Regions from separate parts of the Homo sapiens genome. Here region 2 is linked to region 1. A link is an interaction called in ENCODE POLR2A ChIA-PET data of the cell type or tissue named here. Cell type or tissue: HepG2. All regions are shown on one strand. Links, peaks and the distances in the headings refer to the core of each region. The heading gives the core; the rest is flanking DNA.

Evidence for each region. Peaks named below come from ENCODE experiments on the same cell type or tissue, not always from the same donor. Only the 100,000 strongest peaks of a DNase experiment are listed, where the experiment ranks them.
Region 2: POLR2A ChIA-PET joins it to region 1 with 8 read pairs; 5 of 35 experiments call an interaction of 5 or more read pairs at or near these places.

What each region holds. Positions count from the first base shown.
Region 1 is chr5:73,809,832-73,816,914 of GRCh38, forward strand. All of the region lies in intron 9 of ARHGEF28 (Rho guanine nucleotide exchange factor 28), which reads left to right. Among named protein-coding and RNA genes, the nearest start is that of ARHGEF28, 190 kb to the left of the region's middle. In HepG2, for the core only: no CTCF peak of the experiment used is centred there; a DNase peak (open chromatin) is centred at 3,520; H3K4me3 peaks cover 3,818 bases.
Region 2 is chr5:73,669,704-73,676,786 of GRCh38, forward strand. All of the region lies in intron 1 of ARHGEF28 (Rho guanine nucleotide exchange factor 28), which reads left to right. Among named protein-coding and RNA genes, the nearest start is that of ARHGEF28, 47 kb to the left of the region's middle. In HepG2, for the core only: no CTCF peak of the experiment used is centred there; DNase peaks (open chromatin) are centred at 3,548 and 4,628.

The DNA.
Region 1 (7,083 bases), core at 1,431-6,430:
ATTCATACTCTTACATGGTAATGGTTGTATGATATATGGTGAAAGGGTGGCCTGGGGGATATATCATTGAATTCTGCTGTCTGCAATTACAATCAGCCAGTAACAGTCACCTGTTGAATATGAATGAGATGTAAATAGCATCTTGAATTAATTTAAATGCAATTATATTGATAAACTACAGAAAAAAAACCCACTTCAATTACTATAGAAAACAAGGAGGATAAATGATCCACATTCAGAAGAAACGTGTTGGTGAGCAAGGAGGTAAGCTGGCCTAAAAATAAAAAGGGCTGTGCAAACACTATTTTTGACTTCACTTTCTAGTTGTATGTTAACTGTTCATGGCTAGTCAGTAGAAATCATTTTATTCTTTAGAAAACACTGATAAATGGTAAAGCAAATGAGTACATTGGAAAGTCTCTTCTTTTGATATCTGAGTTATTTTCACATATGTCAGTTGGGTGTCTCACATGTATTGGTTAGGTCGTTCAATACTGTTTCAGAATAATTTTGACATCAAGAATCACTTGATATGTAACTGGTCAACAAGGACTGCATTTGGAAGAATAAGATTAGGATGAATCTGTCTGGAATCTCAGCTAATAGAAATACTTTTTATGCAGTTTTTTTCATCTCTCTCTTTGTCTATATTGCCCTGAAGTTCTTCTGACCTGTCACTGGTAGTCACGGGAGGAACAGCCTATTCCAGTAACTTGCTGATGTGGGGTTTATCTACCTCCTAGTTGAGTGACTCTAAAACTTCAATAGGCATGAGAATTGCTTGGCATAGGGGTGGTGCTTGTTGTAAATTATTGCAGATTCCTGGGCCACCCTCAGAGAGATTGATTCAACACATCTGGGATGGGAATCTCATAATCTGCATTTAAAATGAACAGTTTTCCCTCAGGCCCCTTCCTCCATTCTGATGCCTCTGAGAAATTCTGCCCCCGATTCTGCTTTCTCTACATTTGTAGTCTTCTGAACGCTTTGTCACATTTCTGACCAACTTAATAAAACAAGTTAGGGAGCCCCTATAGATTGTATTACTTTTGTTCTGTTTGTAATTTAATAAGAAACATGTCTTTCTCTTTCCCATAGCATCAGTCAACTGTAAGAAGTATAGTATTCCTATACCTTTAGTTAAGGGGATGGTATAGTAGAGGTTTAGCATGTGTAGCAAGGAGCTACAAAACCCACTCCTACCAATTCAGGATGAGGACTTTAGTATTTCTAACCGCCTTGGAAATTTTGCATTTCAAAGGATTCTTTAATGGTAGCAAGTAGAGCTGAAGAAAAATAACAGTATCTCCTGATCCAACACTATTTTGGTTTGGTGATTGTCCACACTAGTGAAGGTCCCCTTTCCTTGGTCTACAGACAACTTAGAAGCAGCCAAAAGGCCATAGACCTATGCACACTCCCATCATTGTCTGCAGCCTCAGAACAATGGGTTTTCTCTACCCAGAAGTACTGTCCTTTTTACAACTGTTGTGCTAAATAAAATACAAATATATATTTTAAACACTTTATAATAGTTCTTGTAGATGTTTTTGTCAAAATATGTGTTTTTAATCAGTTGTCATGTAAAGGTTCTTCATCCACAGGGTAAAGGTCATTGACATGGCAGACCGACTATTGTAAATCATTCATTCTTTCAGCAATTGCCTACAGCGTCCTAGGCACCATTCTGTGCTCTAAAATCAAGAGTGAATGTAAATGCTCTTCCACAAGATTTGGTATATTTTCTAATTAAAGATCCATATGGACTAAAACTCTTTTACTGGATATAAGGGCTGAAAGTTACATATCCTTATAATTATACCCAGCTGGTTGAGAATAATACGTACTTATTCACCTAATTAAAAGCCACAGGCTTGGCATGGTGGCTCACGCCTGTAATCAGCACTTTGGGAGGCCAAGGTGGGTGGATCACGTGAGGTCAGGAGTTCGAGACCAGCCTGGCTGACGTAGAAATAACACATCTCTACTAAAAATACAAAAATTAGCCGGGTGTGGTGGTGCATGCCTGTAGACGCAACTACTCAGGAGGCTGAGGCAGGAGAATTGCTTGAACCCAGGAGGCAGAGGTTGCAATGAGCCGAGATCCTGCCACTGTACTCCAGCCTAGGCGACAGAGTGAGCCTGTCTCAAAAAAAAAAAAAAAAAAGCCACAAAATAGAAAATGTATCAGTATTTCTTTCCACTTAGTTGCAATGTTTGTAACTATACTCTAGTTGTATTTTGTTTTAGTTGTATGTTTATGTGACAAACTATATAAAAACACAGTAGTGATTTATGTAATTCTGATTTTGATTTAAATTTGAAATTAAGTGGTCTCTCCCCTTTCTCCTCTTCTCCCTGTATGCCTCACTCAACCCCTACCCAATCAGACAGGATTAGCTTCCATGGAGCAGGCTATGCAGCTATTTTCTTACACAGCGTGGCACAGTAGTACCGACAATTTAGGAAATAACTGAAGCAAAGAAATGAATGTTAATTAAGACACATACTGTCACCTTCTAAGTCTGCAGACTTAATGGATCCTCATATTGTATGTTTCCAATGTCGTTTAGTTTATTTGGACATCAGGTGACCTCACAAAACAAAACAAACATTTCTTGCTATTGTTTCTACTAAAAGAAATGCTTAAAAGAGACTGCCTGATAACATTTGGGATATCCTTTTTTTCCACTGCAGATCTCGGCTGTTGTGCTTGAGCTTATTTGGGGCATGGATATCTATGTGCCTATAGGAAGCGGAGAAGTGAGCCTGAGCAGTGCCACGATTTATGGGGAGGCAGTAATGAGCTTCTCCTGAATGCTAATTACTGGAGAATTGTTCAGGGAGACGGCAAGAACTGTTGGTTTGTGGTAAATTAGTCACCAGCTCTATTGAGGTGGACTGAAAGTTTAGATCGGAGCTATAAAGGCACCAAAATCCTGATGATTGACGGCCAGACTTGGTGACAGTACCAATATGGAAATACCCCAATTGTGCTAAACAGTGGTAGATAACTTTGTATAAATCTAATGAAATGAGTACAATCTATATAAAAGTTAAAACTTCCAACCACATTAGGATTAAAAGGGCGGTGAGACTGGATTGTTAAATGAATTATGAGAGCTGTTTTGGTTCTTAGATCCGAAAAGCTGCCCAAGCTGCCAATGGTATGAAAGAATAGTCTGCTCTGGAAAGAGCTCTTCCTGGAGTCTGCTGGCCTTCATTTGCCTGGGGATCAAGCTTTCTGGCTGTCCACACACATAAACCTCAACCTTTATCTAACACGGCACCGGGTAGCTCTTCTGAGAAGCAATATTCTCACTCCGAGCAAAACAAGCCTGCACTGGGAGGCTTTTCTTGAATCACAGGCAGCTCTCTTTCAATTCCCAGTTACCTTCCTCCTTCATTTCCATTTCCAGCAACCAGAAGAGGGGAGTTAATGATTCATTTGCTCCCAATGACCTTTTGAATAAGTGGACTGCAGTGTTTCAGCCACTCTTAGCTCCCCCACTTCTCCCTCCTTTACTTCCCTAGTTTGGCTTTAATATTTACAGCCTCCTTGTCGGTCTACACGCCTGAATGCCCGAAGGAAGCAAAACATTTATTGCCTTTCCCTCCCTGGTGTGCAGGAGCTATTTCATCCAATCTCATTCCTTCCCTTTACATCACATGGGGAGGCTTGCCTCCTGGCTGGGGACGCCCCGAGTTCTTCCTGAGTCTCTACTGTTTCATCTGTTGATTTCACCAAAACAAAAAGATGGATTCTGACTCCGACTCACCTTTTAACTACTCGTGGCCTTCCTTTCCCAAAATGAAGATTCGAAGAAGGACGTCCAAACAAGGTAGATTGCAGTATCTTTTCTTTCCTTCACGGGCAAAACCAGACATCCTATTCTTTCTTTTCCGTGTTTCTTTGCCAGACTGTTTTTCCAATGTAGCGCGTGTTTATACGTGCCTTTATAAAACACTCACTGTACAGATACATATAGGTTTCTGAGGCAAACCTACTAATTCTTCTTATGTTCCTTTCACTTTGAATCTACCTACCTTGGTGTTATTATGTATGTGCAATTCTCTTTAAAAAAAAAAAAAAAAAGAAGGGAGTTTAGTATAAGGTAAATGTTTTGGATTCACTTCTTCAGAATTACCTTGGAGTTACCTTGGCAATAAACAGTCCTGTTGATTTAAACATGTTCAGTCTTAGTGGGATTTGCAGAGAATACGCATGTGTTTCATACCCAGCTTCTGCATCTTTTGTTTTAGTTTTCAAGTGTATAGTAATTTAAAAAAATTTTTGTAATTAAGAAAATTTTTCTATTTTATACTATTTTATTGATTTTATAGATGTTATAAGGAAAGGAGTTGAAAAAAATACTTTCAACACAAAAGCCTGTGTATCTTCAGAGAATACAGTCACATTGTAAATAGTTTACTAAAAATAATGATCAAGTAAGTAAAATCCTTTACTGCTGAAGGAAGAAGAGCCATTTATCTGAGCGTGATTGATAATGGAATGGGTTTACATTACTTATTCTCTCTTACTTGCAATCCATTCTTGTTGTAGTGTGGGCCATGGAAACAAGGAGCAAGCTGGTGTTAGGGTGTAGAGGAAGTGCCCTGAGAAGCTGTTATCCCATCCTCGGCTGGGCTTAGCTGGCAGTGATTGTTGCCTTCTGAGGTTTAAAAAAATAAGATAGTGTGTAATCCTTCCCCGTTCTTGTCTTGTGCAGGGACGCGTGTGCTTATGTTTTCAATTCAAGGAGAAAAGGAACATTTTCATAAGCTTACAAGCAGAAAAGGTGTTTCTAAGCGGGTTGCCTCTGCAGTGCTGTCCTTCGGGAGCATACCTGTTCTAGGGAGCAGGATGGCTTACCCTGTCACCCTGTGCTTCTCCCAGAGGAGGATGGACGCTAGCAGTTGTCAGCAAACCAGCTTAGCTTCAAGCATCTTCTTTCTTCCTTCTGAAATACAATAGAAGTGTTTATTTGGCTTGTTTGCTCTTTAGCTTAGATCAAGGCCAACCCCAGGAATAAGATGCATTTACCGTCTAGGGCTAGTAGAAAGACTCAGCCTGAACACATTTTTCATGTTGCTCAGCTGCCATCCTTTAAATTCTATCATTGAAGACTTTAATAGCTTATATTCAATATACAATTTTAAGACATTAAAATTAATGTTTTAAAGATTAATTTTACTTTTTATCTAAGAAAATTGATTTTTCTATTTTATTGATTTTATAGATGTTATAAGGAACAGACTGAAAAAAATTTCAACACGAAAGCCTGTGTATCTTTGGTGGATACAGTCGTATATTAAAAGGCCATGATATATGTAACTTACTGTTAAATGATTCAGGGGGTATATATATATATATATATATGAGCACAAGCATGCGCTTATAAAAACAAGCTCGTACACAAATAGAAAATGCAGTCAAATGTTAACAATATGTAAATCTGGGTAAATAGTATATATTGCTATTTTTTTGTGCTGCTGTTATTCTTTCAGCTTTTTTAAAAAAAATAGTGGATATCCTTGAGCTTTTCTGTAAGTTTGAAATTATTCCTGAATAGTAAATAAAAAACCATGTAAATTGTTTTTGAGGGAGGAGATACACAAAGTCATTATTACTTTGGAGTGAATATTATCAGTTCTGGTATATTGAGAGCTTCTTGAGGATAGGTACCGTTCTGTAGAGTCTACCAAATCTCTGTGTCAATTCTAACCCAGTTAAATTTGGGTTGTAATCTGCTTTATTTAGTTTTGTATTTATGTGGCCCAGTGTTGTTGGGGCCTGGGCAGCCCAACACTGGAGAGACATGGGATTAATGATGAGGAGGCCAGTGGAGAACTTTGAGAATCCATTGGAGTTGTAGGGAATGCATTTATCATGCTCTCCTTTTAAATCCAAAGTTGAAGCATGGCCAGTACGAGCTGCAACAGAAAGTCATAGCATAGCTATGTATAAATTAAACATGACTCAAGTGAAAGCAGGTACCTGGGATATGGAGATGATTAACTATTTGCCACTGATAAAAGATGAGTGAAAATAAGGTTGGTAGCAGAGAGGTGGGGATTGTTAGACCATGTTTCACACTTGCGTTCTTTATTAAATCATGGTGATTTAGTTATGAAGAGCGGGTTTGGTCATGCTGTAATGCGAGCTGGACAGAGTCCCAGCATCACAGATCCTTAGAGCCTAAAGGGCCTTAGAGATGATCTGGTCCAATTCCCTCATTTGACAGATGAGGGGGTGTTATTCATATGTTCAACAAACATCTGGGGTGGGGGGTGCCAGGCACTGTTCTTGAGGGTATGGTGAAGTAATGACCCTCACAGATGCTGTCTCTGCTTACAGGGATCTTAACATGGGGACCCATCTCCCAGGACCCAGACATGCCCCCTCCATATAGTGGGAGAAATATAAGGGACTTGGTTTTTTATCCTGATGGCCAGTTTGTGAACTGTAGTCTCTTGTCGCTTACAGGATATCATAAGTATTTTTGTCAGTCTTTAAAACTGAGGTGGCTTGAATTTCTTAATCATTCTTCCCTTCCTTCTAATCACCACCAACATCATTCTCATATGTAGGTTCAAGTCACCTGAGAAATCATGAAAGTGGCTTTGAGAGCTTGGAATTACTGGCTTGTTGGCAAACCTCTCTTGAGTTAGGTCAGAAATAATGTCTGATATGCTCTCTTGCTCTTTCCTTGTCCTGAACACATATATGTTACTGGCTTGTGGAGGGAGTGATGTGAAAATTTAGAGCAAGGATTTGGTAACAAGAGGAAAATAACATTAGCAGAAACTCGCTAATACCATATTTCAATTCAAAAGTATATCTAGTACTTTCTTATCCTTATGCCTTCAGCGGGAAGGTAAGAGGATGTGACTTAGAAGCAGTGCCTTTGGAAATGACCCATGTCCAGAGCGGAGCATGATGAAAGCAGTTAAAACCAGGCTGCCCAAGATGTACTCCTAGGGTCTGCAAAAGTTGGCTTGTTCCTTGCATAGGCAGCCCCAGGACAGGCCATACTAGCGGCCCAGCAGTTAATGATTGGAGTGGGCCAGAATCCATTACTG
Region 2 (7,083 bases), core at 745-5,744, 140 kb before region 1:
TTATTTAGAGACAGAGTCTCACTCTGTCATCCAGGCTGGAGTGCAGTGGCACAGCTAGCTGCAACCTCTGCCTCCCAGATTCAAGCAATTCTGGTGACTCAGCCTCCCGAGTAGCTGGGATTACAAGCATGCACCACCACACCCAGCTAATTTTTGTATTTTTAGTAGAGACAGGGTTTTGCCATGTTGGCCAGGCTGGTCTTGAACTCCTGACTTCAAGTGGTCCACCCGCTTTGGCCTCCCACAGTGCTGGGATTACAGGTGTGAGCCACGGTGCTAGGCCAGTTTTACTTATATTTTAGTATGTGTGTTTTAAAATTTCAATAACATTTTGTCATTTGTGTAAGTTCATGTATCTACAACCACAGCCAAGATACTGAACAGTTCCAAAACCACAAGGATCCCTCCTGTTACCCTTTTATAGTCAGAGCCATCTCCCTTCCCCCAGTGTGGTGTCTAACCTTTGGCAACCACTAATCTGCCACTGTCTTCCGTATCTATAAATTTTTCGTTTAAAAATATTATATATATGGAATTATACAGACTGTAACCTTTAGGATTGGCTTTTATCGCTCAGCATAATTTCCTGAAGTTTCATCCATGTTCTCGTATGTATCAATAGTTTGCTCCCTTTTATTGATATGTAGTATACATTGCTCTGGTTTCTGTATTATCTATAATACTGAAGTTTAACCATTAACCTGTTGAAAGACATTTGGGCTGATTCTAATTTTTGGCTATTACAAATAAGACTGCTATGAACAATCATGTACAGGTTTTTGTGTGAACACATTTTATTTCTCCAAGGAGAAAATGCCCTTTTGCACAGTTGCTGGTGGCAGTTGCATGTTCGGTTTTAAGAAACTGCTAAACTGCTTTCCAGAGTGGCTTTATTGTTTTGCATCTCTACCAGCAAAAAAACCAGTTTTTCCATATCTGCTATAGCATTTGGTGATGGCACTTTTTTTGTGTGTTAGCCATTTTGAATGGTATGCATTGATATCTCATTGTGATTTTAATTTCCATTTCCCCAATGGCTAATGATGTTGAAAATATTCATTTGCCATCTGTATATCCTTTTTAGTGAAATGTCTGTTCATGTCTTTTGTCAATTTTCTAATTGCATTGCTTGAGAGTTCTTTATATATTTTGCATACTAGCCCTTTGATGGATATGTGGTTTGCAAATATTTTCTCCCACTCTGGAGCATGTCTTTTCATCCTCCTTACATGGGCTTTCACAGAGCGAAATTTTGATGTCTGGCATGGTTTAAAAGAAGCATTCTTAGCCTTTTTTTTTCAGGTCTAACGGGCCCTTGAGAATCCGATGAAAACTGTAGAATCTTGACAGAAAAATATACATGCACAGAATAATTTGCATCTAATTTCATGGAATTCATGGCCTCTATAAAGTTTGTTGATGGACCATATGTTATGAACTCATGGCTTAATTAATGTTGCATTAATTTCCAGCAATCCCACATAAGACTCTAGGGAGAGTTACCCTCCCTCATCAAAGTAAAAAGTGGGAAACCCTGTAGCTTACAAAAGTAAGAGCAAGTTTCTCAGCCAGGCTTTATCTAGGACCTGACCCAAGTGTTCCTTTCACAGTAATACATTCCTTTACTTCTCTGGGAGACATTGCCAGATTGCTACCTTAAACGTTGATAGATTGAAGAGCTACTCCACAAGAAGCAATCTTTTCATACTGAACTCAGACTTTTAGGTATCAGCAAATGAATGAACTTTTGGGCTTTTGTACCCGCCAGTTCAGTTTTAGCAGCATGACTCTTGTCTATGTGATTTATTACTTTTCTTGCTCTACCTTTATAAAAATGAGGGGAAAATAAATAGAAATGAGATATTGATGAAGAAGCAAGGATCTGATAAATTTGATATGATCACATGCAGTTGTGAGAAACAATACAGCGATACTTAGGTGTGCCCAAGCAGAGAATTGTCAGTATCAGCTGGGTTTTCATTGAACTTGATTATATATATATATATATATATATATATATATATATATATATATATTTTTTTTTTTTTTTTTTTTTTTTTTTTTTTTTTTGAGACGGAATCTCGCTCTGTCACCCAGGCTGGAGTGCAGTGGCGCGATCTCAGCTCACTGCAACCTCCGCCTCCCGGTTTCAAGCGATTCTCCTGCCTCAGCCTCCAGAGTAGCTGGGATTACAGGCGTCTGCCACCACACCTGGCTAATTTTTTGTATTTTTAGTAGAGATGGGGTTTCACTATGTTGGTCAGGCTGGTCTTGAACTCCTGACCTCAGGTGATCCACCCGCCTTGGCCTCCCAAAGAACTTGATAATATATTTCATTGTGAGGGGAGGGCAAAAGTAAAGCACATGTAGGAAAAGCTAGAATATATGTTGTTGAAAATTCTGGCTAAAAGGAAATGTGTAATTAAGAGTGTTATTGCTGGGTCTCTGGCAAAAGGACTCCTGGCCCCTATAAGTCTATTCATTTTTGTCACAAATGTAGTATGTGTGTTTTAAGGATGGATTATGTATAAACATAGGAGGCTGATGACGTTTGCTCTTTCTGGTTCATAAACCTATTGCTTCAACCCCTCAAACTCCTTTGTGTTTCCTAAAGATAGCATGTCCTTATCTGTCTTCATACTGAACTCCGACTTTCCATTTACAGAACTTCTTTATCTGTTTATGCTTGCCTGACATTACCATGTTCTGCCAGTCCAGTGGTCTTCCTCCTTGCATCCTCTAGCTTCTCATGGATGTAGATCATATTATCCCAACTAGATTCTGAGCTCATCAATGATACAGTCAGCATTCTATATATTTTAATATCCTTCCCTAGATGGCCTGCATAGTGCTTTGCACATAGTAAGTGACAGTACATTGGGTTTTGGACATGAAAGACATACTTTAGAAATTTATTGCTAATGAGGAAATTGATACCTTGGTAGGTCGTATCTTGCCCATGATGCTTGAGTGATGATTGAGCTTTGCGTTGACATGAACAATACATTAAACAGACTCATAGCATAAGTAAGATTGTAAAGGTGATGTCTGATAGATTGAGAACAAGCTTTTAAAGGGCTTAATCACTTTGTGTGCAAATATATCCTGCGAAATACAAGTGAGTGTGACAGGTTTGGCGGAACATTTTGTTAGCAGCTAGCTTGTGCTCCTCTTTGTACTTTATAAACGTTAGGCTGCACAATTTCAGACTGACTGGCTCTCCTTCCTCCCTATCCCCACAACCACCATTAGTTTGAATTAATGAGATCTTAGTGAACAGTTACTTTGTTGTTTCCTTTCTAATCTTCAGACATCTCCCCACTGAGTTTACCAAATAATTCAACCCTTTCACTTAAAGCAGCTTAGACCTGCATAACTCAGGTAGATAACTGTAGTCTGAAACAGGTCTATAGACACTGTTGTGTGTTCAATAATAGGTTTATTTCAAATACTGTCTCCCTACCCATTTCCATTGTGCTGGCATTGAAGGTTTTTACTTAGACTTGGCCTTATCTCCCAGCTGTTTACTGTTCTTTTCCAGTTAGTATAACAGTTGTGAAATGCAATTATAAGCCTACATTCCTAGGTTAGTATAAGGAACTGTGAGTCAGCATTTCCTTCCAAATGCAGAAAGTTTCAAACTAACATGGCAAATAGAATTACCTCAATAGTTGTTGCTCTGTCCTTTGAATTTTCAAACTGTAGGGGGACCATTCAGCTCTATAAAATCAAATAAAATTCTGTGGAGCTTTATGTCTTACATTTATTTGGTACAATGTATTTGGAATTCCTGATCCCTGGAGGTTTCTCTGGGCCATCAGGTTTAGGCTGAGCTGGGTAGGCCTATTTCAGACCCTCCTGGCCCCAATTACCAGTTACTGCTGAGTCATTTTGGTCAGTTTAATATTTAGAGATTCTGAGTGATTTCATTTGAAATAAATATTCAAAGTCTTAAAAAATCCTTTTATATACTTAACATGTAATAATAATAATAATAGTTAATAGTTGCAACTAGCATTTAGTGTTTCTGGTAGACACTAAGTTTTTTCTCTTTTTACCCTATCAAATCTCTTAATCGTCACAACAGTCTTTGGGATAGGTACTATGATTAATTCTACTTGACAGACGAGGAACTGGCCAAGGAAAGTAAAATAGTGAACCTAAAGTCATGCAATTAAGACATACTGTAGGCCGGGGCAGTGGTTCACACCTGTAATCCCAACACTGGGAGGCTGAGGTGGGAGGATTGCTTGAGCTCAGGAGTTCAAGACCAGCCTGGGCAACAGAGTGACACTCCATCTCTTTAAAAAAAAAAAAAAAAGGTGGGTGTGGTGGTATGCTCCTGCAGTTCCAGCTACTCAGAGGGCTGAGGTGGGAGGATCACTTGAACTGGGGAGGTCAAGGCTACAGTGAGCCTTGATTGTGCCACTGCTCTCCAGCCTGGGTGACAGAGTGAGACTCTGTTTCAAAACAAAAACAAAACCAAAAACAAAACATACCATAGCTGAGATTCAATGCAGCTTGTTCCCAAGCCTGTATTCCTAACTGTGAAGCTTTTGCTGTCTTTTAGCCAAGCAAATCACTGTCTTTCAGACCAGTTGTATGTTACAAAAGGACTTTGTGCTGAGGCTACAGAGAACATGGGATGGGATCAGACAGGCTGGATTTACATCTGCTAAGCCACTTCTAGCTGCTGGACCTCAGTCAAGTGCCACAACTTTGCTGAGCTTTTCTTTCCTCATATGTAAAGTGAGGACAGGAACATGCGAGGTCCCCTTATCTGAGGATAGCAGGTATGATATTGTGAAACATACACGGTATTTTGACTTCATTCTTTCTCCTGTTTCCTGGCATACAATGCCTAAACTCCTTAGAATCTCCCAAATGATGTATTTTTTATGCTAATGAGGTGACTGGTGGCTGGCAGCCCCTAGGTAGTTTCAGGATAGGCACTGGTCACAGGAAAGACTAAGGGAAGATTAGAGGATTGGGATTTTCAGCTCCACCCCCCAACCTCTGGGGAGAAGAGAGGGGCTGAAGACTAAACTGATCACAAATGGCCAATGATGCAATGAGTCATGCTTATGTAATGAAGCTTCCTTAAAAACCTAAAAGGACTGGGTTCTTGGAACTACTGGATGGCAGAACACGTGGAGGTTCCTGGAGGGTGGCACACCCAGGGGAGGGTAGGGAAGCTCCTTGCCCTTTTCCACATGCTTCACCCTATGCATTTCTTCATCTGTACCCTTCGTAATATCCTTTATAATAAACCAGTACATGTAAGTGTTTCCCTGAGTTCTGTGAGCCACACTAGGAAATTAGTCAAACCCAAGGAGAGGGTTGTGGGATCCCTGATTTATAGTCAGTTGGTCAGAGCACAGGTGAAACAACCTGAGACTTGCATTGGCATCAGAAATGTGGGACAGTCTTGTGGGACTGAGTCCTCAACCTGTGGGATCTGATGCTATCTCCAGGTAGTATGGGAATTGGAGGACACCCAGCTTGTGTCTGCTGCAGAATTGCTTGCTTGCTTCAACAAGCAAGGAAATTCCCCATCCCCCTGCTGAAGCATGTTGTGAGATTATAGTAGAAGAAACTGTTTTTTTTCTACTGAGTGGGTCACAGGGATGTCCCTTAATGTGAATCTCCTTAAAATGGAGACCAACATTTCATAGGAAGCAGTGGTGGAAAAAAGACTTGCCTGAGGTTCCATTGTGTGAAAATGAAAATAAAGTATGAAAATAAGCAGCCGGGTGTGGTGGCTCACGCCTGTAATCCCAGCACTTTGGGAGGCCCAGGCAGGCGGATCACAAGGTCAGGAGATTGAGACCAACCTGGCGAACACTGTGAAACTCTGTCTCTACTAAAAATACAAAAAAATTAGCTGGGCGTGGTGACGGGTGCCTGTGGTCCCAGCTACTTGGGAGGCTGAGGCAGGAGAATGGCATGAACCCAGGAGGTGGAGCTTGCAGTGAGCCAAGATCGCACCACTGCACTCCAGCCTGGGTGACAGAGCAAGACTCTGTCTCAAAAAAAAAAAAAAAAAAAAAAGAAAATAAGCATATTTATAAAGTTTATATTTCAATTCCTTGGCTAAAAAGGAACATAGGATCATGGTTAGTGGTACAGGCTGCATTTGAACACCATTTTCTAACTATGTAGTCTTATGCAATTTTCTAACTATGTAGTCTTATGCAAATTATATTTTTCAATTTTGTGGTAATTCTAGGAATGGATAGAACGTGAACCGTGTGTGTGTCTGTGTGTGTAGTATATGATTAATTAAGGAGGGGGGTGTGAAATTTTCTGATCAAATTGATTGACTCCGCACCATACAATCTACCAGTCACATTTGATTTTCTTTTCTTTTTTTTTTTTTTTTTTGAGACAGAGTTTTGCTCTTGTCACCCAGGCCAGAGTGCAATGGTGCGATCTCGGTTCACTGCAATCTCCTTCTCCTGGGTTCAAGTGATTCTCCTGCCTCAGCCTCCTGAGTAGCTGGGATTACAGGCCCCCACCACCACACCCAGCTAATGTTTTTTTTTTTTTTAGGCAGAGTTTTGCTCTTGTTGCCCAGGTTGGAGTGCAATGGTGTGATCTTGGCTCACTGCAACCTCTGCCTCCTGGGTTCAAGCAATTCTCCTGCCTCAGCCTCCCAAGTAGCTGGGATTACAGGCACCTGCCACCACACCCAGCTAATTTTTTGTATTATTTTAGTAGAGATGGGGCTTCGCCATGTTGGCCAGACTGGTCTCGAACTCCTGACCTCAGGTGATCCACCCGCCTCAGACTCCCAAAGTACTGGGATTACAGGCATGAACCAACATGCCAGGCCTCACATTTGATTTTCAAAGCATGATTGTGAGGGTCATTTTTATTAGAAATACCCAAAAACTTCTTCCATTTTCTCAAGGAGGGGGAAGGTGCTCTTATTTCTTTAATATGGACACTGTTATCTTTGAGACCTTTGTCTTATCATGATTTTCTTTTTAAGTTGTTAATGGGTCTCTGCCACATTCTCATTTAACTTGACAAGGGTTCATTTAACTTGATAAGGGTACATTTTGAAGATCTGCCTCTAAA